Regions from separate parts of the Homo sapiens genome. Here regions 1, 2 and 3 are each linked to region 4. The links are chromatin loops, found by intact Hi-C in ENCODE. Cell type or tissue: heart left ventricle. All regions are shown on one strand. Each heading gives the region's core, and the rest is flanking DNA. Links, peaks and the distances in the headings are about the cores only.

Region 1 (5,557 bases), core at 126-5,125, 330 kb before region 4:
CTTAGGATATCCATCACTTTGAACATTTGTCATTTCTTTGTATTGAGAACATGTCAAATCTTCTCTACATTTTAATAAGTTCCTCAATGATTCTTAAGGAGCAAAAATAGTTTGAGAGACACGGTGCTAAGGATTAGGAGTGGTTAGAGACAAGACAGAAGTGACCTCAAATGGGAAGATTCCCTTACAAATGAATGCAATGTATTCCAATTATTAGGGCTGATTATGTTCCACCAAGTCACTATGGACAATGAATTAGCAAACACTGAGCCATGGCTCCTAGGTAAAATACAGGGTTAGGTTACTGCAAGCCTCTGCTCATAACATTTTAATCAACGAATAAAAACATAACCTTGTTTTATGTGTGTTTCTGTTTGAAGACATCTTATGTAACATATACAATTGATTCATTAACATTGTGCTCATGGCCCACAGTGCTATGACTCATGCCTGAATGAAGCTTCTCTAACATATGTGTTTTCTCTGTAAGGGGCATTGCAGCCTTCTTGTGCTTAGAATACTAGACAGCACTTCAGAAGTAAGCTCAGGGCCCATTTTAAACAGTAAAATCATCAATAAAAAAGCACAAAAATGCAACAAAATCTGGCAAAAAAAAAAAAAAAAGGATACTTAATAGCATGAGAGCTAAAACAAGAAGGAGTGTCACCCTTTTCTCCCTCAGCTGGGAACACGAATGTTGAGGAGTAACTCAAATTTTTCACAGCCTGGTACATGTCTGACAACGGCTGTGGAAATGCCATGAGTATTGATTTGGGGGTTACACATAAATTTTAGGCACTGGGCAAATTTGCAAACACAGAATTCACAAATAATGAGGACTGATTATATAGTGAGGATGGATTACAAAAATAGTTTGCACATGCATTATCTCATTACCTTACTTGATCACACAATAACTCTGGAACTTAAATAGAACATCTACTATTTTGATTCCCAACACTGAAATAAGAGACTGTGGGCCTAGAGAGCCGGAAAACAAACCAAGGTCTTTTAACTCCAAGGCCCTTGCTTTTTCCATTATACAGTAAAAGGAAGTCAACTCTGCTAATGCTCTTTCAAATGCTAGAACTGTCCAGCCAAGTGAAGATGCCTCAGAGAAATGGGGTGCAGTGGAAAGCAGGCATAGCATGCTTACACTGGGGGAAATTGGGGAAAGCCAGAGCAGACCTAGCCCTAGACACAATGGGGCTTAATCACTATTTGCACAAGCTGTACAAGTGTGCTTTCTTTTTATGTGTACTGAGGTTTGCTTTGAAGTATTTCAGTCAGAAGGCAAGCACTGACTGAGTCCCATTGGGTGCATTTTATTAGATAATGAGTCAGAGAAGAAAGAAGCAGCAATTCCTGATCCGAAGAAGATTATAGACAAATGGAGAAAACATTGTATAAAATAGTTAATCTAGTAAATAGAGTTTGATTTGAGGGAGAACATAGATGAAGAGGGTAGATCCGAGACACTATTTGAAAATAGAGGTAAAGGACTTGTCATGTAAAATAGGAGAAAGATTATTCCATGCATTTAAAACAGTTTGGGCCAAATTCCTAAGGCATTGATAGTCAAGAGGTTTACTGCCTGCTCTGTCATTTTCTAGCCACGATACCTACAGAAGTTGATTGAAACTTTTTCGGACTCAGTTTACTGATCTATGTAGTGGGGCTTCAGTGCAGGTCAACATACTTTAATTAGCAGAATGCTGCAGCACTAAGACCTAGGATTCAAAAGCTTCAAAGGTGTATTTGATATAGCTTATGCTTTCCAGGAATAGGAGGAGACAAGACACATAACAAATAGATAATTTTAATACAAAATAAATGTTAGGATGTGGATGGGCACACTTAGACTGCGTAATCTTGCAGCAGGGGAGGGGGCAGGGAAACTGCCTGGAGGAGCTGGCCCAGACTTCTAAAGGACAGTAGGAATTAGATAAGCAACAAAAGGGGAGGGCAAGTCCTGATCAAGACGGAGCAAGAGCAAAACCTCAGCAGTGTGAGATATTGCAGTGGGTTCTGGGAACTGTGTTTGGTTTGGCATTGCTGAGTCATATGATGAGAAGAGAAGAGTGAGGATAAAAGAGCTGGAAAGGTAGAAAACAGCAAGATCCTATCAGCATAAGAACTCACTGACATATTTTAAACCAGGGAGTGATATGGACAGATTTGTCCTTCCTGAAAGATTCCTCTGGCAGCAATAAGGAGGAAGAATCTGAGGTGGACACGAATGGAAGTAGTCCAATGTCTGGTTGTGATAACCCAGGTAGATGCCTCATAGATTTGTTGTGGGAGCCAATGAAATAATGTGCGTGAAAGCAGATTGTAAGCTGTAAAGCAAACCAACACAAAACAGTATTTTTCTTATGTAAACAGATAACATTGAAGTGCAAAGCGAAGTGGGAAGAGAGCAACACAAGAACACAAGTTTTCCTAAAAGGAAGAATATGCTAGAAAACAATGAGATCACACATGCAGCATAAGATCATTTAGTTGAAAAGCTTTGAAGGTAGCAGAAGTTTTGACATTTGAACTGAAAAGTCAATGGATGCTTCTGAAGGAGGTTGAGGGACTGGCACAGTATAGATAATGGGCAGTTCTGGGCATCTGAGAGTAGAGAAGTTGAAAGCTAGCATATAAACAGTCCGAAGAATCCAGCTATGACTTGCTACATTTCCACCAAGATAAAAATGCAAAATTATTCAAAGTCCTGAACTCTAATAATGGCGTCCACCACAATGAAAAGAAAAAGCTAGAGTCCTGAAAAAGTTAGAGAATCTTAAAACTGGAAGGGATTCTGTAGAGGCGGTATAACACGATGGAGAAAAGTACAAAATCCGGAGCCCAGCTGTGTAGAATTGAATCCTACCACCTCTAGCTGCACAGTAAAGTTATATAAACTCTGTGCTTCAACTTTCTCATCTGTAAAATAGGGATAATAATAATACCTACCTCTCAGAGCTGTTGTGAGGCTTAAACAAGTTAATAAACATGAAATGCTTCGATTAGTGCCTATTGAGTGTTCAATAAATTTTAGAATTTAATAATTCTGTCTCCCACTTTAGAAATGAGAACACTAAGGTCTAGAGAAGTTGGCTCATCCAAACTTTTAAAATTTTTTATCCAGTACCCTAGAATTTTTTCTAGGCCTCCTGCAAATTAATAGCAAAATCATGGTTAATTCTATATCTGGGAGACCTAAATCTGCACAGCATTAGCTTCTGTGTTGGAATTGAAAAGGATCCAAGAAAGAGGAAAACTGATTTTAATTGACAAGAGCTCAGAGAACCAGAAGGTCAATATTGATGTAATCTGGGCTTCAAAGGCAGGGCCAAATGGTCTGCTGCTTCTTCTGTAAAGCACTCTCAAAAATGGTGAATGAGGAGTGGGCATTGCTCACCATCAGGAAACAGCAGAGTTGGAGAAGGCAGAATGGCAGATGGTGAGGTGGGGAGCATTACCTTAGGAAAGGTAAACAAGAAACCACCTATTAGCTCTGCCATGCTCTGGATTCTAAGCTGGAACTGCTGGCTCAGTTCAAGTATGTCCTCTTTTTCCCCCTCTCCTCTCCCCAGCACTGTTCTTGGCAACACATTTTATCTTCTAGCAGATGGCTGCAGCTGCTATGGTGGCATCTGTTGCTGCTCTTTCACCTTCCAGCTTTGGCAGGAGCAGTTGGCAAGACGAACTTGCAAGGTCTGTCAGCACCCAGTAGTATCACTATCAGTCTAACTTGTAAAAAAAAAAAAAAAAAAAAAAAAAAAAAAAAAAAAAGTAGAGGCAGAGGAAGTGCTGGTGCTACCAGCTGCAATCCCTGGGGCCTGCTTGATTCAAGAATCTGCTTCAGACTGGATTCTCCTCTCATGGGATCAGAAGTTGGGACAGAGTAGCTTAGATGAGCTCATTTTACCCATCACCCATCTTTAAAAATGAAGACCCTTTTGATTGGCAAATAAAGAGGCCCCGCTGCAAAGAGCAAGAGCAATAGGTCTTACAGATGAAAACTACATTGAAAATCCAGAGGAGCAATTTGAAGGAACAAAGTTAACATACTAATTCCTGCCTTCTCCAGCCTCATTTCACAGAATGGTTTCCAGCATGGCCTGAGACAGTCCTCACAAAGCTTTGAGGTATATTCAGAGCCCTATTTACATTGATGAGTGGAGTCTGTGTGAGTCCTGGCCAGCCTGGACTGGGGGTCACAGTCTGTGTTTCTCTATACCTCTATGTTTTCCTTATCTTGGGAAAAGATGGTTGCTACGGTTTTCTGTCTTGCACTTTCATCCCCTGTAGAAGCAAGATTTATGTCTCAAACCCCAGCCGATTTGGCCTGAGCTATAGGCGGCTGTTTAGCACTTGTCAAATCCTTCTTGGCAGTCAGTCATCCAAATCAGACAAACCAACCAGAAGGAAGGTTTATCCATTCCCTTGATACCATCATCCCTGAATAGAGGCTTTTACTGCCATGCCCCCCATCAAATGTCAGAAATATTGGACACTGAATCAAGATTGAATTAAACCTGAGTTCACTATGCCCTCTGGAAACCTGTGATTTGAATGAAACATTTTTCCCACCACTTCATCACCTCCATTGAATTACTATAGAAGGGATCTGTGAGCCAATAAGTTATTCTCGGCCATTGCTGGAAATTGGAAGAGACTCAGCAGTTGCGGGTTGGAAGTCAAGGCTGAACAAGAGGCCAGTATATTCCCAGTGACCAAGCATTTGTATCAACTGACAGCTCACAGGAAAAATTATGTGACAAATTTTGAAGAAAATAACTTTGATGAAAATACATAAAGGAAGAAGAAGATACCATATTTTATTTAAATTATTCAAAAATTTACTGGGTGTCCAACTGGACACCATTCTAGGGTTTAGGTCGTGTGGTACCCAGGAAAAAAGGGGGAAAACTAGTTAGGAAATGGAGGGAAAGCTAACACAAATTGAACTAAACTCAAGAACAGAAGATGTAACATCACAGGGGAACTGACAATCAAACAACACATGTAAATAACAAGAATCAAATGCAGTCTAATTCTGACAAATAACAAGACTGAACAAGAGTACTGTCTATTCAAAGTAGCAAAATGAGCACATATGCCTACCTTTCCTCTAGACGAAGTTTCCAGTGAAATGACAAAAATAGACATATTTTTAAAGAACACAACCATAACAGCACTAAAAAACAACACAGAGGCCAGGCGCGGGGGCTCATGACTGTAATCCCAGCACTTTGGGAGGCCAAGGCAGGTGGATCGTGAGGTCAAGAGATCGAGACCATCCTGGCCAACATAGTAAAACCTTGTGTCTACTAAAAGTACAAAAACTAGCTGGGTGTGGTGGCACGCACCTATAGTCCCAGCTACGTAGGAGGCTGAGGCAGGAGAATCACTTGAACCCGGGAGGTAGAGGGTGCAGTGGGCCAAGATCATGTCACTGCACTCCAACCTGGCGACAGAGTGAGACTCCATCTGAAAAAAAAAAAACAAAAAAACAAACAAAAAATACAGAATGCCATCAATAGACTAAAGTGTTAACAGATTT
Region 2 (5,557 bases), core at 370-5,369, 110 kb after region 4:
TATTCACTGTATAGTCAATGCTGAGAATTTTAGAATTTCCTAGTAATAACATGGAAAACCCACACAGATTCTTGTACCATAGGCTGAGAATTACTAAAATCAAGTCTTATAATAGTTCTCTAGCCCTGCCTCTTTTTCTTCACATAAGCAACAGGATTCTGAGTTATGAAACAAAACAAGAAGAAGAAGAAAGGAGGAAAGAATCTACATGTTTTTTTCAACTTAGAGACTTTTGTATACTATATCAGAAATTATGATGGTATAATCTTACAACAGCCAGTAATGACTACTAACAGTCAAAAGAATAACCATCATTTAGACCATTAATGAATGCTAATACATACAAAAATATAGGCAAATGATCCTAAGTATCAGTCTCCACAATCACGATGGTCACATCCACACATACCCACAGGCACAGTTCTCTACAAAGTAGAGCATGTAACCACTGGAATAACACAGACTCAGCCACATAATGAAACTGACCACAATGATTCAAATACAGTTAATTTGTTCTGCTAGATGTGCCTATAAATCCCTAACTCAAGCATATAAATGTCAAATTATCTCTAACTTCACCTAAGCTGAATCAACCATGATGAAGTATAAAGGGCATCACCTGGATTTATTTACTGTTTAGGCTGTTTCATTGGAAAGGATCTAAATGACCACCCAACTGAACAGACTATCAGACCACTTAATAATACAACTATTTTCTACAACATAAACAAAGGGATATGTACACACACAGCCCTTTTTTTTTACACCTTACTCAAATTTATTAGGAATCTGTTTTCCTCAAGTTTTATCTGGTTAGTACATTTTGCAAGTTTAATAAAAGAAACAGTATTCTGACTCTAACACCAAACATTAATTCTCTAAGAAGTATTAGAATAAACACATTCTGACATAGTCATTAAAATTCTGCCTTAAATTAATCTGGTCTAATACTCCAAGTGTAAAAGGTTTGACTTGTTTCCTGAAAAATTTCCTCTTATTCTCAGAGTTAATGGCTGCCCTGAACAGGTTTAAGATCATCCTTAACACCCACTGCAGAGTCATCAGTGGTCAGAGTCAAGGAGTGCAATCCGACCTGGATCTGAGTGCTAGCTCTCCTACAATCTAACCACATTTGAATAAGGTCACAATTATTCAGGCTACTCACGTTCAATGGCATCAAATGCAACATTCACCATGATACTGCCAATGAAGACATTTTAGCAGGATCCACTTTTTTGGTCAATCAACAAATATTTATGAGCAAGGAACTGCATCACAGAATGAAGTCACAACTTCCATGGGCATTCAGTTCCAAAGCTGACAGGCAAGGTGAAAATCAACATATCAAATTACCCTAGAGTATCCCTTTTACCACCCATACAGTACCATACACTCAAGTTTTCCATATGCAACTTGAGGAGCTCGAAGTTAGATAAAAAGAAGGAAGAAAGGCAAAATCAATATGCACATCTTAGGACAACTCATCCTTTAAGAATTTATTAAATTCTTCGCAAATAAGGCATGCGTGAAGGATTCTAATGGGATTCTGATTGCCTACAGAGTTTACTACATTGTTTTAATATTAAGAATCTATCATCTTAATACAAATTCACGGATTTGTTTAACACAAGATGGGGTAGAAGGGAAGTAGGAACTTGGAAAGGGCTGAGTGTGTTAGATACATCCAGTCTGGCAGAATGGAAATTCACTGTATTCTGCAGGCCCCGGTGCTAGACCTCAAGGATCTTATAACTGACATAGCATTAACATGTAAAGTGTTAACTTTAAGAATGAATATAGTTGCATTTCACTGATTCAAATATCTACAGAGCATTTATTATGTGCCATCCATGAAAAAAACTCAGCTGCTGCTCTCAAGGAGTTTATAGTCTAGTGATGAGAGACAATCACCAAGTAACACGGCAGAATAATGTACACGAAGTCCGGTGGTCCAGAAAGGAAGAACGTCATGAGTCGGCCTGAAGGAGGCAGAAAAGGCTTCAAAACGGAAACAGTTCAGAGGAAAAAGCAATGAAGGAGAAGATATCCTAGGCAGAGGGAAAACATGTATAAAATTTAAAAATCAAGAAGATATGAGAATATGGTATGTTTAACAGGTCTTCCTGGGCTGGAAATAATGGTAAATGTTTCCTAATTTTTCATTTGTAAGAAAAAATTAAGCTGCTGGGATTCCAGTGAGATTTTATAGTAACTAATAGGAGATGCACAATATTCTGTATCCGCCTATGGTTCTGTTCTGCTTCTTAATATTCTGTTTCTCAATGCAGCCACCTATAAAAGAGAACTAATTGTGGATAAGGAAAGCAATTTCAGGAGAAGAAATATTTACTTGCAACTTCTGCTTCAGTTTTTAAGACTCTCAAATTGAATATTCTTGACTACCTCGGAAATGACCTATGGCCTAATGCTTAAGAGTCAACGCTTCAGCGTCATATAAAGCAGATTTGCATCCTGGCTCTGCCATTTCCTAGCTGTATGTTATTGGGAAAGTTACTTCAACTTCCTAAGCTTCAATTTCCTTGTCTACAAAATAAGAAATCATAATATGAGTGACCTCAGCACTGTTTGCGAGGAGATGGCCAACTGTGAGCCAGAAAGCCTGCCCTCAGCCAACAAAGCACTGTGATGAGAGATAGGCACACAAAGGAAAACAAGAGCCAGAGCCAAAGAGAGAGAGAAGTGCAACCACATCAGCACTGTAATTATTGGCGGTGCTCTAGACAGGGGACCACGGGAGTAGTTCCAAAAGCAGGAGCCCATAATATGTGAGAGAGTCAGAAAAATCTTCATGAAAGGGGTAACCTTTTACACATGCTGAGAACAGGCCCAGAAAGATAAATGGCTTGTCCCCAGCCACCCAGAAACTTTAAGACATAGCCTGCCTTCTAGATCTCAGCCCAGAGTTCTTTCCTTACTAAAGGTATTTGCTATTAGTAATTTTCCATGACTAGTCGTTAGATCATGTATCATGGATGCGATTTGTTTTTACATAGAAAAAGAAAAAAAAGCAACATACAGAAAGGGCATAGGACAATAAACAATAACAGGGAATGAAGATTCAGGAAACCTGGGGGCATATACCAGTTCTGCCACCAAAGAAGCTATGACATTAGGCAAGTCATTCACTTGCTTTCAGCCCTAACTTATTTGGGTACTTTAAAAGTATTAGCTATGTAGCTATGTATGTATACATTTAAGGAAAACAATATTTCAAATAAAATATTCCCTGGAAGTTCAAAATGTAAAGAGGAAAATAAAGTTGAGCTGGTCTGGATGAGGACTAAATGGAACCCTAGAGCCTTGCCCAAATAATATTCTCACGCGGGGGTGGTGGGGGGTGGAGAGGAGAGTCCATAGGTCACTCAATATAATACTGAAAACCATTGGAGTAGATCAGTGGCTGCCACACTCGCTCTTCAATTTCATGGATCAGAAAAAGCTCAAAAAAGATTTTAAAGTGGTGAAATGGGTTTTTACTTTGTCAAATAATAAGACTTTTTAAAAAATTATCAGTATTATTTCATAAATGAAAGGATATTTTAGCACCAAAAAAGTAGGAAGAACAAAATATCAAATGAATAAAGTTAGCTTTGCTTTATGAAACTACTGTTGAGTCAGAGAAAAAGTCATTGAAGACCAGTAGATTAAAAAGTCAGTCCAGGGCATCTCTCAAGTCCATTAGTTTTTTAAGGTTTTTTTTTTGTTTTGTTTTTTGTTTTTTGTTTTTTTTGGTGGTTTTTTTTGTTTGTTTGTTTTGTTTGAGACAGAGTCTCGCTCTGTCACCCAGGCTGGACTGCAGTGGCGTAATCTCGGCTCACTGCAGCCTCCACCTCCCAGGTTAAAGTGATTCTTCTGCCTCACCCTCCCGAGTATGCTGGGATTATAGACGGGTACCACCATGCCTGGCTAATTTCTGTATTTTTAGTAGAGACAGGGTTTTGCCATGTTGGCCAGGCTGGTCTTGAACCCCTCACCGCAGGTGATCCACCCATCTCGGCCTCCCAAAGTGCTGGGATTACACGCATGAGCCACCATGCCCGGCCTAGAGTTTTAAAATTAATTAACTACTACTTCTTCAGACCTCCTATTCTGAGAGCTCTAACTTCAACACTACTTTTCTGTTGTACAGAGATTACCTTAGGTATTCAAGAAACTATTACCTAAAACCACTATTTGTTAAGTATAAATAAAAACACAGTACAAACCAAAAAATAAAAACAAGTGAAAATGTACATCTATAAAACTTCAACCTCAAAATGTATGACATATTTTCCCCACACCTTAAAAATACGAACTATAATCATCATTTTTAATATAGTCAAAGCAACTTTTAACTATTTTAAGTGTTTGAGCTCTTTCCTACTCTTTGTTCCTTCATAGTCAGTGTTCAATTTCATCAGCCTCAGACTTTTGTTTAATAAATCATACTTTTGGCCAGTTGCAGTGGCTCACATCCATAATCCCAGCACTTTGGGAGGCCGAGGAGGGTGGATCACGGGGTCAGGAGATCAAGACCATCCTGGCTAATGCAGTGAAACTCTGTCTCTACTAAAAATACAAAAAATTAGCTGGGCGTGGTGGCACATGCGTGTAGTCCCAGCTACTCGGGAGGCTGAGGCAGGAGAATCGCTTGAACCTGGGAGGCGGAGGTTGCAGTGGGCCAAGATCGCGTCACTGCACTCCAGCCTCGGTGACAGAGCGAGACTCCATCTTAAAAAATAAATAAATAAATAAAAATCACACTTTCTTTTCAAAAGCAGCACAGTAGTGAGATATTGCTGAGGATCTATTTCCTCAAGTTTCAGCACTGTTGTTCCTTTTCCTTACATTTATACAAAATCATTCCAGCGACCAGGGATTCCTACTAGCACTTGTGACCCTCAAAGCAAAAGGAAATTTAGCTAGATAATGAGGTAAAGCTGTATTCCAGGATTATGTAACCTACCTGAACTCAAAAAGCAATGTGGTCTATTGATCATTGCTACAAGTATTTTTCTAGATCTTAGTTTAAAATCTGTAGGTCATAAGAATATACGACATCTTGTTAGCTAAAGTAAAAACAATTCTATTGTGCAATTCAAGTACTTCTCTGCTAAAGAAAGTTTTGATACCCAAAAGACCTATATTTCCCAAACCACTATTAGGTACCCAGCAAACCTTCGTAACAGTTTCAGCTTCGTATTTATCTTCCATTCCCAATTCTGCACATAATATAACTAGGCAGAACTTAGATCTATCTTTTAACAAAAAGTCATATCAGATTCCTGAGAGGTCCATTCCAACTTTAGTTTATCCTACTCACACTTTAAAGCAATTTTTCTTAGAAGTACTTTCAATATGCCAGAGAAGATTCATTTCTAAAATTGAAAATTCACATTATCATTAAGTTTTCTCTTTTCTGGGAAATAAAGATAATTCCATGAAACTTCATTCAAGCACTTTCCCCAAAATTAAAAAAAAAATACTGTGTCCTTTATATCCTTCCTTGTATAATAAAATGATGTTTGCTGCATGAAACACAAAACAAGGTAGAAAG
Region 3 (5,557 bases), core at 314-5,313, 100 kb before region 4:
CACAATGTCTAGCACATCAGTTCTCTCCCACACTTCGGGGCCATACATAGAGAATGTAGATAAAGTTGTTGATATTTAGTGGAAAGAGTACTGGGTTAACAATTAGTGACCTTGCTCTCAACTAGCTCTGGAATCTTGAAGAAGTCACCTTACTTCCCATCACACGCAAAATAAACTAAAGAATCTCAGAGATTATCCTCTGGCAATAAGGGAATTCAGATTCAAAGATACAAATAGATGAAGATGCTAGAAGGCATTGTATCTAGGGTTATACAGAGATATCAGCCTTGGGATCTACCAGAATTGCTGGACAAGATTAGCATTTCTGACCAATTCAGGATCTGAAGAATCTAGATCAAACAGGACTACCTTGTATTGTATCCAAAGGCAACTGGGGAGCAAGGAAAGGAGAACAGGAGAATAGAGAGAATCCTCCTTCTCTGAGATTATGGCTGCAAATTTCAGGTAGAAGCTCTCTTCCAACCAAGATAGACTTGAAAGCACTGAGTCACTTTGACTCTAACTAGCTAAGCAATCAGACTTTGTAATGAAGCACCTAGGTGTTCCCCACATGTGGTAGATAGGCAGGGCAGGAGCATCAGAGAAGGAAGGTGAAAAGCAGCAGCCAGCTTTGAGATGTGGCTTCCAACTCACCTGCAACACACACACACACACACACACACACACACACACACACACACACACACTTATGCCTGCCCCTTATGCCTGGGCAGGGATCCATGACCCTGATTCACATGTTATATGTTCCTCCTCCCCATCAGCCAACCTAAACCCTGTCTAAAGTAGCAGTGTCTCGTTTAGGACCAATGAGAGGGCTTGAGCAACTCAGGCAGGCATGGGCACATGGGCCCAGCTGGGCTGAAGATGTCACACTTTGTTCTTCAAAGTGACTGATTGGACCTCAAGAATAAATGTCCCACAAAGAAAATACATTTAACATCATGGCACAAAAATTAAGAGAGAAGTGACTTTCCCCTACACTTTGCACCTCTCCACACATAAATGCATGCAAACACCTACCCATTGACCAACAGAAATATCACACTGGGACTATTTCCAAAGAGTCTCTGAAAAGTCATTAAGTATTTTGTAAAATACTTCACAAAGAGACAAGTCTTGCCAGCCATCCTTGATGATCTGTCTCCCTAAAATAACTCCAATCCCAGCAGCCTCCCAGGTGCTGGTAGGTAGACAGTGCCACAGTCAGCTCAATCTCTGCGGAGGCCCAGCCTATTTGATGCTGCACATATATGCACTGCCTTCACTTTCATCATCCTTCACACCTACTCTACCCATCCATGTCTCTGCCTGGCCAGTCCCTACTCATTCTTGAATGTCAGTATAAATGTCTCTTCCTGCACAAAGCCCTTGGTGAGTCCCCAGGTTGGTTTCAGTACCCTTTCTATGTGTGTCTTCACCTACACGGGCATTAGTTGACACCATTGTAGTTGTGCATTGACTTGTCTATCTTCACTAAACTGTAGGTTCCTTGAGGACAGAGAATATGTCTCCAGCACTTAACACAGTGTTGGCATATAGAAGTGCTCAATAAATATTTGTTTAATGAATGAGTGAATCCAAACCAGATTAATGGTTGGGATAAAAAACTACTCAGGTCTACTGAGGAACAAACCAATAAACCTGGTGAAAGGGAAGTGGAAGTACCCAGGCACAAAAACCAGGTACTCTCCCTAGAGTTCACAATGAGCCAGCTAGGTGACTGTAAGACCCAGAGATCGGTTCTGCTGAATATGCAATATCAGAGGGCAGAGTAAAGAGTAACAAAGCCAAACCAGTTGTTCCTTGTAAGAAAAGAGAGAAGAAAACCGACACTTAAAGAATACCTATCAGTACCCCTTTTAAGCCAGAAAAGAACTTACAAGTTATTATCACCTTCTCACAGACAAGAAAAATCATGCTCAGAGAGGTAAATAACATGTCAAGTAAATAGCAAAGTTGGTATTGGAACTTGGACCTGCTGATGCCAGAGTTCACACTTTATTTTACTCTATCTTATTGTTTCTGAATTTTCCACAGATTTGGATGTCCATTTCTACATTCTGGGAAATCAGATGGTAGGTAGAAAGCTGGGTACCCTGGAAGCTGTGGCATTTGACATGCAGTAGTGGCACTGAATCAATGAGCAGATGAACAGGCATTCACTATGGTCTGCAAAGGGCTCGCATTGCCAAAGATCTTCTTGTCTTTGAAAACAACTTCAAAGAAAAAGAATAAAGTTCAGAGAAGGGAATGCAAAGGATAATGAGAAGAGAGGGGAGAGTCAAGAAAGCCTCCTCCAGATGGATGACATACGAAAAACATTATATGAAAACATCACAGTGAACACCCAATCTCTCACTGAAAATGGGCAGCAAGACCATCCTTAACTGTCATTATGAGCAGAGACATGTGATATAGTTTGAATATATGTCCCCACCAAATTTCATGTTGAAATGTAATCCCCAGTGTTGGAGGTGGGACCTAGTGGGAGGTGATGGGATTTCTCATGAATGGTTCAGCACCATCCCCTTGGTGCTGTCCTTGTGATAGTGCATTCCTTCTCATGAAATCTGGCCGTTTAAAAGAGTGTGGTGCCTCCCCCACATAGTCCCAGGTCTCTCTCTTGCTCCCACTCACACCATGTGACATGCTTGCTTTTTCTTTGCCTTCTGCCATAATTGGAAGCTTCCTGAGACCTCACCAGAAGCAGATGCTGGTGCTATGCTTTCTATACAGCCTGCAGAACTGTGAGCCAATTAAAGCCCTTTTCTTTATGAATTACCCAGTCCCAGGTATTTCTTTATAGCAATGTAACAACAGCCTAACCCAACATGAATCAGCTACGGGGCCTCAGCCAACTATTAGCACATAGACTCCTGCCTCCAAAGGCGAAGGTACTGAGAGTTAAGAGAAAAGCTTAGAGGAAATGAAAATGCATCCAATTCCCCGTCAAATGAAAATGCTATGGGCCAAAGGCCAAAGAATATTCTTGGCCTGGATGGTGCTCTCCACGCTAAATTTAGCTGATTGCTGAGCTTTTTTTAAGAGGCATCTTATTCAACCTTTTGCAAGCCACAGATTTACCTCCTAATGCACAACTTGCTTCCCCCTGAAGCTGGAACACATTGTCCTTGGCTTTGTCATCTGTGGGAGAAGCAATGCCAACAAAAACTCTGCTGTTATCACCTGGCTCTGCTTGTCCAAGCAGTGCCTGGATGAGGTTCTTTAATGGCACTGACAAAAGGCTCTCTATCCTCAGTAATCCAGCCCACCTCCCCTGACCCCACCATCCCCATAACTATAACCTCATCTTAATTCTTATTAACAGAAATCCATTCTTCTGTGTTTATCACTCTAGCTGCAGAAATCAGCTTTTAAAATGAGAAAACTTTAGGGAGAGTTTGCATGCCCATTAACATAACCAAAATCTGTGCAGATTCTAACACTGCTTGCTTCATTTGCTCCTGATAACACAGTGCAGACTGAGAGGCAGCATGCAAGGTTGAAAAAGCATGAGACTTTAGACTAAGACCTAGATTGAGAGCCTCATTCTTTTTATCCAGACAATCTTCAGCTTGCCTCATATGAAAAGTGAGGATTATGATATCTAGTTTTGCCCAATAAAGGTAAATTAATAATATTTTAGGTGGTTATTAATCTTAGGAATTTTAGGACCAAAAGAACCAAGAGGTTACATGCACAGAGAACGGGGCTGGAGACAGTTTGGGAGAATTGGTGAGTAAGGTGGCGTCAAGACACAAGTGAAGCTAATATCAGACTTATGAGAGTCAGAGTCAGGAAGCACAGAAGCCAACAAAGAAAGTGAGGACAGGGGGAGAAGATGCAGGCCCATCCAACTCACCTAGAGCAGTGGCATATGTATAGTTAGTCATGTTTCGGGTCATCATGTGGTCACCTCTGAGTCCCTAGTAACTAATGTTCATTTGGCAATTGTTAAGTATTTATTAAGTGCAATTGTCTGCCAAGTGATGATCAAGAGAATAGGTTTAGAGCACTTAGGGTTATAGTAAGTTCCTTCCAGACTTTGGGATAAGACAGGAAAATAGCCTAATGCAAAAACTAATAAAACTCAACACACAATGGGTGGTAGTCGTCATTTACAGAAGCAACCCACTCTAGTAAACAGTTAGTAAATAAGTTATCCCAGACAGGGAGAACAGAGCAAACAGGAAGAAGAGAGATCACACACACACACACACACACACACACACACACACACACACATTTACAAATCAAAAGGGCCCATTCCATTGAGTGTTCAGCACAATGAAAGAAAAGTAATCTAAACTTTGGTACATTTTCATGACATTTCAGAGTACTAGGGCTGAAGAGCATACTCTAACCATCCTTAAAGCTTCCGAAGGGAAAAATGGAGCAGTGTCTTCAAGTGAGGAAAACTAATTTCCAACCAAGAATTCTATACCTATGCAACCTAAGATCAAAATGTAGGACAGAGTAAAGGCATTTTCAGAGAATGATGACATGAGATTAGGGAGTGGGGAGTAGTTGCTGGTTAAATGTTTGGATTTTCTTCTCAGGAAAGGGAAGCTACTAGAGGATTCTGACCAGAGAAATGATGTGATCTGACTCATAGTTGATCTTATAGTCTATTTATCTGATAGTAGTATAGTCACTCCATAGCTCTTATGGTTAATATTTGCATGGTATATCTTTTTCCATTCTTTTACTTTCAACCTGTTTATATCTTTGAATCTAAAGTAACTCCTGGGTCATGTTTTGTTTTTATCAAATCTGATAATCTCTTTCTTTTGATTAGATTGTTTAATATATTTACATTTAATATTATTGATATGTTTGGAGTGCCAATTACCACTTTGGCTTGTGCTTTCTACATGTCTCATGGCTACATTGTTTATATGTTTCTATTGTTTATACGTTTCTCTTCTACCATCTCCTTTGTCTCAAGTGATTATTTCCTAGTATACAATTTAAATTCCTTTAATGATTCTTAGCTATATATTTTCAGTTATTTTCTTAGTGGTGCCCTAGGGCATTATAATACACATCTTATCAGTATCTACTTCAAATTAAAACTAACTTAATTCCAGTAAGATATTAAAACTTTTCCTATATTGCTTCATTCCCTCTCCCTTTTTTGTGCTATTATTCTTAATATATTAAGGCCTACAGATGTTACAAACCTAACAATACATTGTAATTACTGCTTTTTACACAGTACGTCTTTTATGAAATCTAAGAGAAGAAATGAGAACACAAACATATTTATTGTTTTTTAAAAATATATGTGAAACTTCTTATTTGCCAATTGTGGTTATCTTCACTTCTTGTGGATTTTAATTATCATCTGATGTCATTTCCTAATGCCAATTAGTTTCCTTCTCACTCCTTCCTTTGTGGTGTTATCAAATATATTGTTTCTGTATGTTATAGTTCCAACAATACAATTTTAGATACTGTTTTAAGTCAGAAGAAGAGCTAATTTGCAATAACGCTGTCTTTTATCATCACCTACAGAATTACTTTTATCAGAGCT
Region 4 (5,557 bases), core at 379-5,378:
AGGGGAAATAAAAATGCCAAGAGCATATAATGGGACATGGCCTGCTTCAGACTAAAGACAAATTGGGAAGAGAAAATCCAGTATTTTGCCAAATTCTACCTTACCAATTCTAAGTATGTCCTTTCCTTGCAAAGTCAAACCAAATAACCTGTTTCCGGGTTTGGTTTTGTTTTGTTCATTGAGCATATGATATTTACTCCTCTGCTCTCAGGTTTTCACAGAAGAAGAAACATCTACAAACACTTCAAGCCACTCAAGAAGTCCCAGGAAGGGATACTTGATCTTTCTTTTTGCCTTTTTACTTGCTTTTTCCCAGAGAAAATCAGATTTATCTGATTAGCAAAACTGGTGAAAGGCTGACACCCACTGGGCCCATTTACAGCGGGCAGGCCCATGCACTGTAACAAGTTACGGGTCCATCACTCACCTCTCACTCTTACGGGCCCCTGGGCTTTGGAGGCCTGGGCTCTCCTTGGGTTCCCAGGCTCATTTTGTTAAGCAGAATCAGAGAATGCCTGCCTATGATGCCAAGCCCAATCTCTACTCTGGGTTCCAGTTTCTTTATCTGAGACTGGGTGAGTGTTCCAATTACCCATGAGTAACAAACTATGCCAAAGCTTAGTGGCTTACAAGAACAGTTATTTCATAATATATTACAATTTTTCAGGTCAAGAATCTGAGATGAACTCAACTGAGCAATTCTTCTGCACCACATGACGCTGACTGGTGTTACTTCATGGTGTTTGGCTAGTGGCTGGGTCAGGTTGTGGCGGGGGTGGTTCAGACAGCTTCACTCATATGTCTGGCACCATGGTGGGGATGGCTGGAAGGCTGGGCTCGGCTGGGTGCCTCTTCCTCTCCATGGAGTCTCAGGGCTACTGTGTGGTTTCCCAGGAAAGCTGGACTTCTCACCTGCCCCTCCAGGTTCTAATAGTGAGTATTCCAAAAGAACAGAAAAAAGAAGTCACTAGGAAACTAGCACAATGTTACTTCTGCCCATATACTATTGATCAAAGCAGCCAAAGATCCCACACTGATTCAAAAGTGCGAGACATAGATTCTACTTGCAATGGGAGAAGAGTCAAAGGATATGAAGCCATCTTTATCTACCACAATGGGTAAGTCTGATTTTGAGGTGGGAGAAGATACAGAAAGCTCTATTTGGTCTCAAGCCTACAAAGTTTTCTGGAGAGCCCTTACTTTGGTAAATAAAAGTGCCCTGTGGACCCCTGCTTAACTCAGTTCTTTGTGTTTATTTTCTATAAGTCAGAACCCTAAAGAGTAAAAGGAATGACTGTCCACCCAGACCTAAGAAAGCCTGGGTTTAGAGAAGCCAAAAGTCTTAAGAAACCAGAGCAGGCTAATAGAGTGAGAACTCCAGAGAACACTTCCAATTTCTTCTAACCTTTTTTTGCTGCCAGCATGAAACTCACACTTGGTGTACTCAGCAGTTGCTGTCCTGTGACCTGTAGGGTAGGCTGGGACTGGAAAAGAAAGACTACAAATAATGCTTTTGGAGTTCTTCCCCAGTCGTTGCATTAGAAATGGGCCTTGTGGGACTTGGAGGTATAATTCCTGGGATCTAACAGCTGTGGCCTCTACATTGCTTGGCAACTTGCACCACCTTTTCTGGAGCAAACAATCTCACAGCAGACCTGGTGTGCTGACCCTGGGGACCCTGTGCCATCTGAATCACAGATGGCTCTCAGGCATCATCAAGGCCATGTTTCTGGGAGCATGGATGTGGAATGTTGGGTAAACGATGCACAAAGGCAGGGGCATGCCTGATTAAAGCAGCAGGGATTAGTGCTGAAGATCTAGGACATCTTATTTCCTATCCCAAATCCAAGCAAATGATACCACCAACAACAATAAGGGTAACAGCAACCACTGCTCTAAATATTTAAGTATATAAACTCACTTAATCCCCAAAACAATCCTGTGAGGTAGGACGACCACTAACTGCATCATACAGGTAAGAAATCCAAGCTCATAGCAATTGAGTAATTTGCTCAAGGTTACCTAGAAAGTAGGTGGAGGAGGAGGGATTTGAAATCCAGAGCCCTTGCCCTCAGTCACCCTGACTTTATCCTGGTTAACCTTAACAACGTGGCTGTGGACTATGTGTCCTTAAAATCAAGAGAGTGAGGCCAGGCACGGTGGCTCACACCCGTAATCCCAAACACTTTGGGAGGCCGAGGCAAGTGGATCACCTGAGGTCAGGAGTCTGAGACCAGCCTGGCCAACACGGTGAAACCCCGTCTCTACTAAAAATACAAAAATTAGCCAGGCATGGTGGTGGGTGCCTGTAATCCTAGCTACTTGGGAGGCTGAGGCATGAGAATTGCTTGAACCTAGGAGGCAGAAGTTGCAGTGAGCCCAAAATAGTGCCGCTGCACTCCAGCCTGGGCAACAGAGTGAGACTTTGTCTCCAAAAAAAAAAAATCAGGAGAGTGAAGCAGGACTTTGACTTCTGGTTTCTCAGCTCCTCTGTTGTGTTGGTTTGCTAGGGCTGCCATAACCAATTGCCACAGATGAGGTGACTTGAAATAATAGAAATTTATCCCCTCAGGTTTCTGGAGGCTAGACATCCAAAAGCAAAGCATCAGCAGAGCCATGCTCCCTCCGAAGGCTCTAAAGGAGGATTCCTCTTTGCCTCTTGCTGGCTTCTGGTGATTGGCAGCAATCTTTGGCTTTCTTAGCTTGTAGAGGTATTGCTCCAACCCCGGCTTCCACCTTCACAGGACCATCTTCCCTGTGTGTCTGTGTCCTCTGTGTCTGTCTCTGCTTCTCTTTTCCTCTTCTTATAAGGAAAGCAGTCATTGGATTTGGGGCCCACTCTGTTCCAGAGTAACCTCATCTTAACTAATTTACCAAAAGATTCTATTTCCAAATAAGGGCACACTCTGAGGTTCAGGGGCAAGAAATTCTGGGGGATACAATTCGAACCAGTATATTTGGGGACAAAATTAGGGCCATTCCACTGCAGAGGCAAGGACATCTTGATTTGGACTCAACTCTACCTTCCCTGAAGTTAAAATGGCTGTGTTCATTTGCCCAGCTTAGCTTTCTCTCTGGTCTCTAAGCTCTTTTAGAGTTTGTTCTTCATCTGTGTTAAGAACCCTAGCATTTAATTGGCTCACTTGTGAGGTCTGCTTGTTAAGGAGATTCTACGCTTCCCGTTGGTGGGGCAGTATCCCGTGTTTTCTGCCTCTCATGACAGCTTGCACAGCCTGTATTCACACAGGTCTCAGAATGGTCTTTCCAAAGCACAGTCTGAACGCGTCATTTTCCAAATGCTAAAATCTTTCCCAAACCCTCACCCCTCCCAGGAGCTCAGCCTGGCATGCAGTCTCCATGACAATGTGGAATAGCCCCGTGCTTGCAAGCATGAGCTCTGGAGTCAGACTGCCTTGGCTCAAAATCCTGGCTCTGCCACTTGTAAGCTGAGATTATATGGGCAATGCACTTAAGCAGTGTCTGGCACATAAGAAGTGTCTGCTAAATGTCGGCGATCATTATCATCACTGCTTTCCAGTCTGGGTTCCTGATCCACATTAACTCCTCGCTACTGCCCAAACACTGACATTTTTCAAGCTCCCATTCTTCACTTTTCTAGAATGCCCTTTTTCTTCCTTTCCACTGGAAATTCTAATTTATTGTTTTACAGCCCACTTCAAATTTGCCCTTTCAGTGATGCCTTCTCCCACCTGGCCTGAGCAAATTGTTGCTTTCTCCTCTGTGCTCCCACACACCCTGACCTTTCCATCCTCCATCTCTGTATTGCCTGCCCCTCTTGTCCCCAAAAGCATCCAGCACAGTGGCAGGCACATCAGTAAGCTGTCACAAGCTATTTATTAAATGGATGTACAAAATGCTGAATATTGGACATTTTTTTCAGCCTTTCCTCTCTAGTCTCTCACCCTTACAGACTCACCACTGTCCTTCAGTTCACCTACCGACCCACAGCCCCTCCAGGCTAATTTATAAATAGGAAATGACATCTGCATACAAATAGATCCCAGAGGCCAGGAATGCTCTGAAGACAAGGTCAGACACACTTGTTTTTTTCACCTTCTGAAATATCTGATTCCTACCTATTTTAGCTTCAGTATCTAAAACTCAGGCGTCTCCCTCACGGCCAGTGAAGGTTTTGCTCACCTTTTCACACTCTTCATGGAAAGCCTCTCTCCTTTGGCTGGTAGCCCTTCCCCAATATAACTCCCACCTGGTTCTAAAGCGCACCATTTGAAATGATTACAGCACGCCTGAAGAACCCAGTACTTTATTTCTTCACCCATTTAACACCAACTCTAACAAGACAGAAAGATTTGGACCCTCTTAGAGTTCTCTATTGTCAAATGAAGATGATGTTATCCCATGAGGAGCCGCATGTTTTGTAGGCTTTATGAACATGCAAGGGGTATGGAAATGTATAGCACAGGTGTGTTCCCCTGTTTGAGGGGATACAGGAAGTCCTGCATGGAAGTGATGTTTACTCAAAGATCTTGAAGGATGAGGAGCAGTTATCCAGGAGAAGAGCACGGGGAAGACTGCTCAAGGTGGCCCTGAGGCAGGAGAGAAAGATTCTTTATTCCGGAGAGCTGAGACAACCAGCACGGCTGGAGAATGGCAAGCCATCGGGCTGCTGAAGGAGGCAGAGGCCCTATTACAAAGGACAGCATGACTCAAGGGAAAGGTCTTCAACCTTATCCAAAGAACAACAGAGAGCCTCTAAAGGGCTGGAAGCAGGGAAGGGAGCTGCTTTGATTTGGTTTAGAAGGTTCATCTGGCTGTGGAATGGATAATAGATTGGTGGTGGTGAGTGATGAGTTAGGAGGCTGCTGCTGAAGTCCAGGTTCCTCCTAATGATGTCATATTAACTTGAATTCTGACACTCTTTCCTGAGTGGGAGAGACAGCAGCAATGCCCGCACATCAGCAGTATGAACAGAAGTGTTCAGCCCACAACCACATCATCCATCCATGCTTTGGGGACCATCATCTGATGCATCAAACAGGTCACCCTGGTTGAAAGCTGCTAACAGTGGCTGCCGTTCTTCACCTCCTCTCTCTGCTCTGCTTCCTCGTCCCACTGCTTGCTGTGTCTCCACTTGGCTCTTAAAACACCAACAGTAGAGGATGCTGGTAGTCCACCAAAATCCGCTCTTCCCTTTTTCCACAGGAGTAGAATCAAAGCCAGACATGGGGCTGTCTAGCCATGCTACATTGCCAGCTCAGCTTCCCTTACAGTTAGATGAGGCCGTGGATGAAGCTCTTACCAGTGGGATGTGTTGCAACCAGGACGACTTGCAGCCTGCAGCTCCAACCGTGTGACCTGACCCCCTCCATACTCTCTTTCCACATGTGGCTGTGACTCAGCCTTGGCCATCCAGGCAGTGAATGGCAAAGCGCTGGAGAAGGGCAGAGCCTTGAGATGGAAGGAATCTGGTCCTCTAGGAAGTAGACAGCACTGCCCACGGTCCAGGAATGCTTACCTGAGACATGCAAGACAAACTCCTTTGCTCTTTATCCCACCGTATTTGGGGTCTTTTTGT

What was found. Peaks named below come from ENCODE experiments on the same cell type or tissue, not always from the same donor. Only the 100,000 strongest peaks of a DNase experiment are listed, where the experiment ranks them.
Region 1: a loop joins it to region 4, with 4 times the contacts of the local background. A loop is called at or near these places in 4 of 110 quality-filtered maps.
Region 2: a loop joins it to region 4, with 4 times the contacts of the local background. A loop is called at or near these places in 2 of 110 quality-filtered maps.
Region 3: a loop joins it to region 4, with 4 times the contacts of the local background. A loop is called at or near these places in 10 of 110 quality-filtered maps.

The regions. Positions count from the first base shown.
Region 1 is chr11:109,299,252-109,304,808 of GRCh38, reverse strand. No RefSeq gene overlaps it. Among named protein-coding and RNA genes, the nearest start is that of C11orf87, 120 kb to the left of the region's middle. In heart left ventricle, for the core only: no CTCF peak of the experiment used is centred there; no DNase peak of the experiment used is centred there.
Region 2 is chr11:108,854,655-108,860,211 of GRCh38, reverse strand. The region is part of intron 16 of DDX10 (DEAD-box helicase 10); the gene reads right to left. Among named protein-coding and RNA genes, the nearest start is that of DDX10, 190 kb to the right of the region's middle. In heart left ventricle, for the core only: no CTCF peak of the experiment used is centred there; no DNase peak of the experiment used is centred there; H3K4me3 peaks cover 544 bases; H3K27ac peaks cover 1,648 bases.
Region 3 is chr11:109,069,386-109,074,942 of GRCh38, reverse strand. No RefSeq gene overlaps it. Among named protein-coding and RNA genes, the nearest start is that of C11orf87, 350 kb to the left of the region's middle. In heart left ventricle, for the core only: no CTCF peak of the experiment used is centred there; no DNase peak of the experiment used is centred there; H3K27ac peaks cover 1,823 bases.
Region 4 is chr11:108,965,598-108,971,154 of GRCh38, reverse strand. No RefSeq gene overlaps it. Among named protein-coding and RNA genes, the nearest start is that of DDX10, 300 kb to the right of the region's middle. In heart left ventricle, for the core only: no CTCF peak of the experiment used is centred there; a DNase peak (open chromatin) is centred at 3,374; H3K27ac peaks cover 2,206 bases.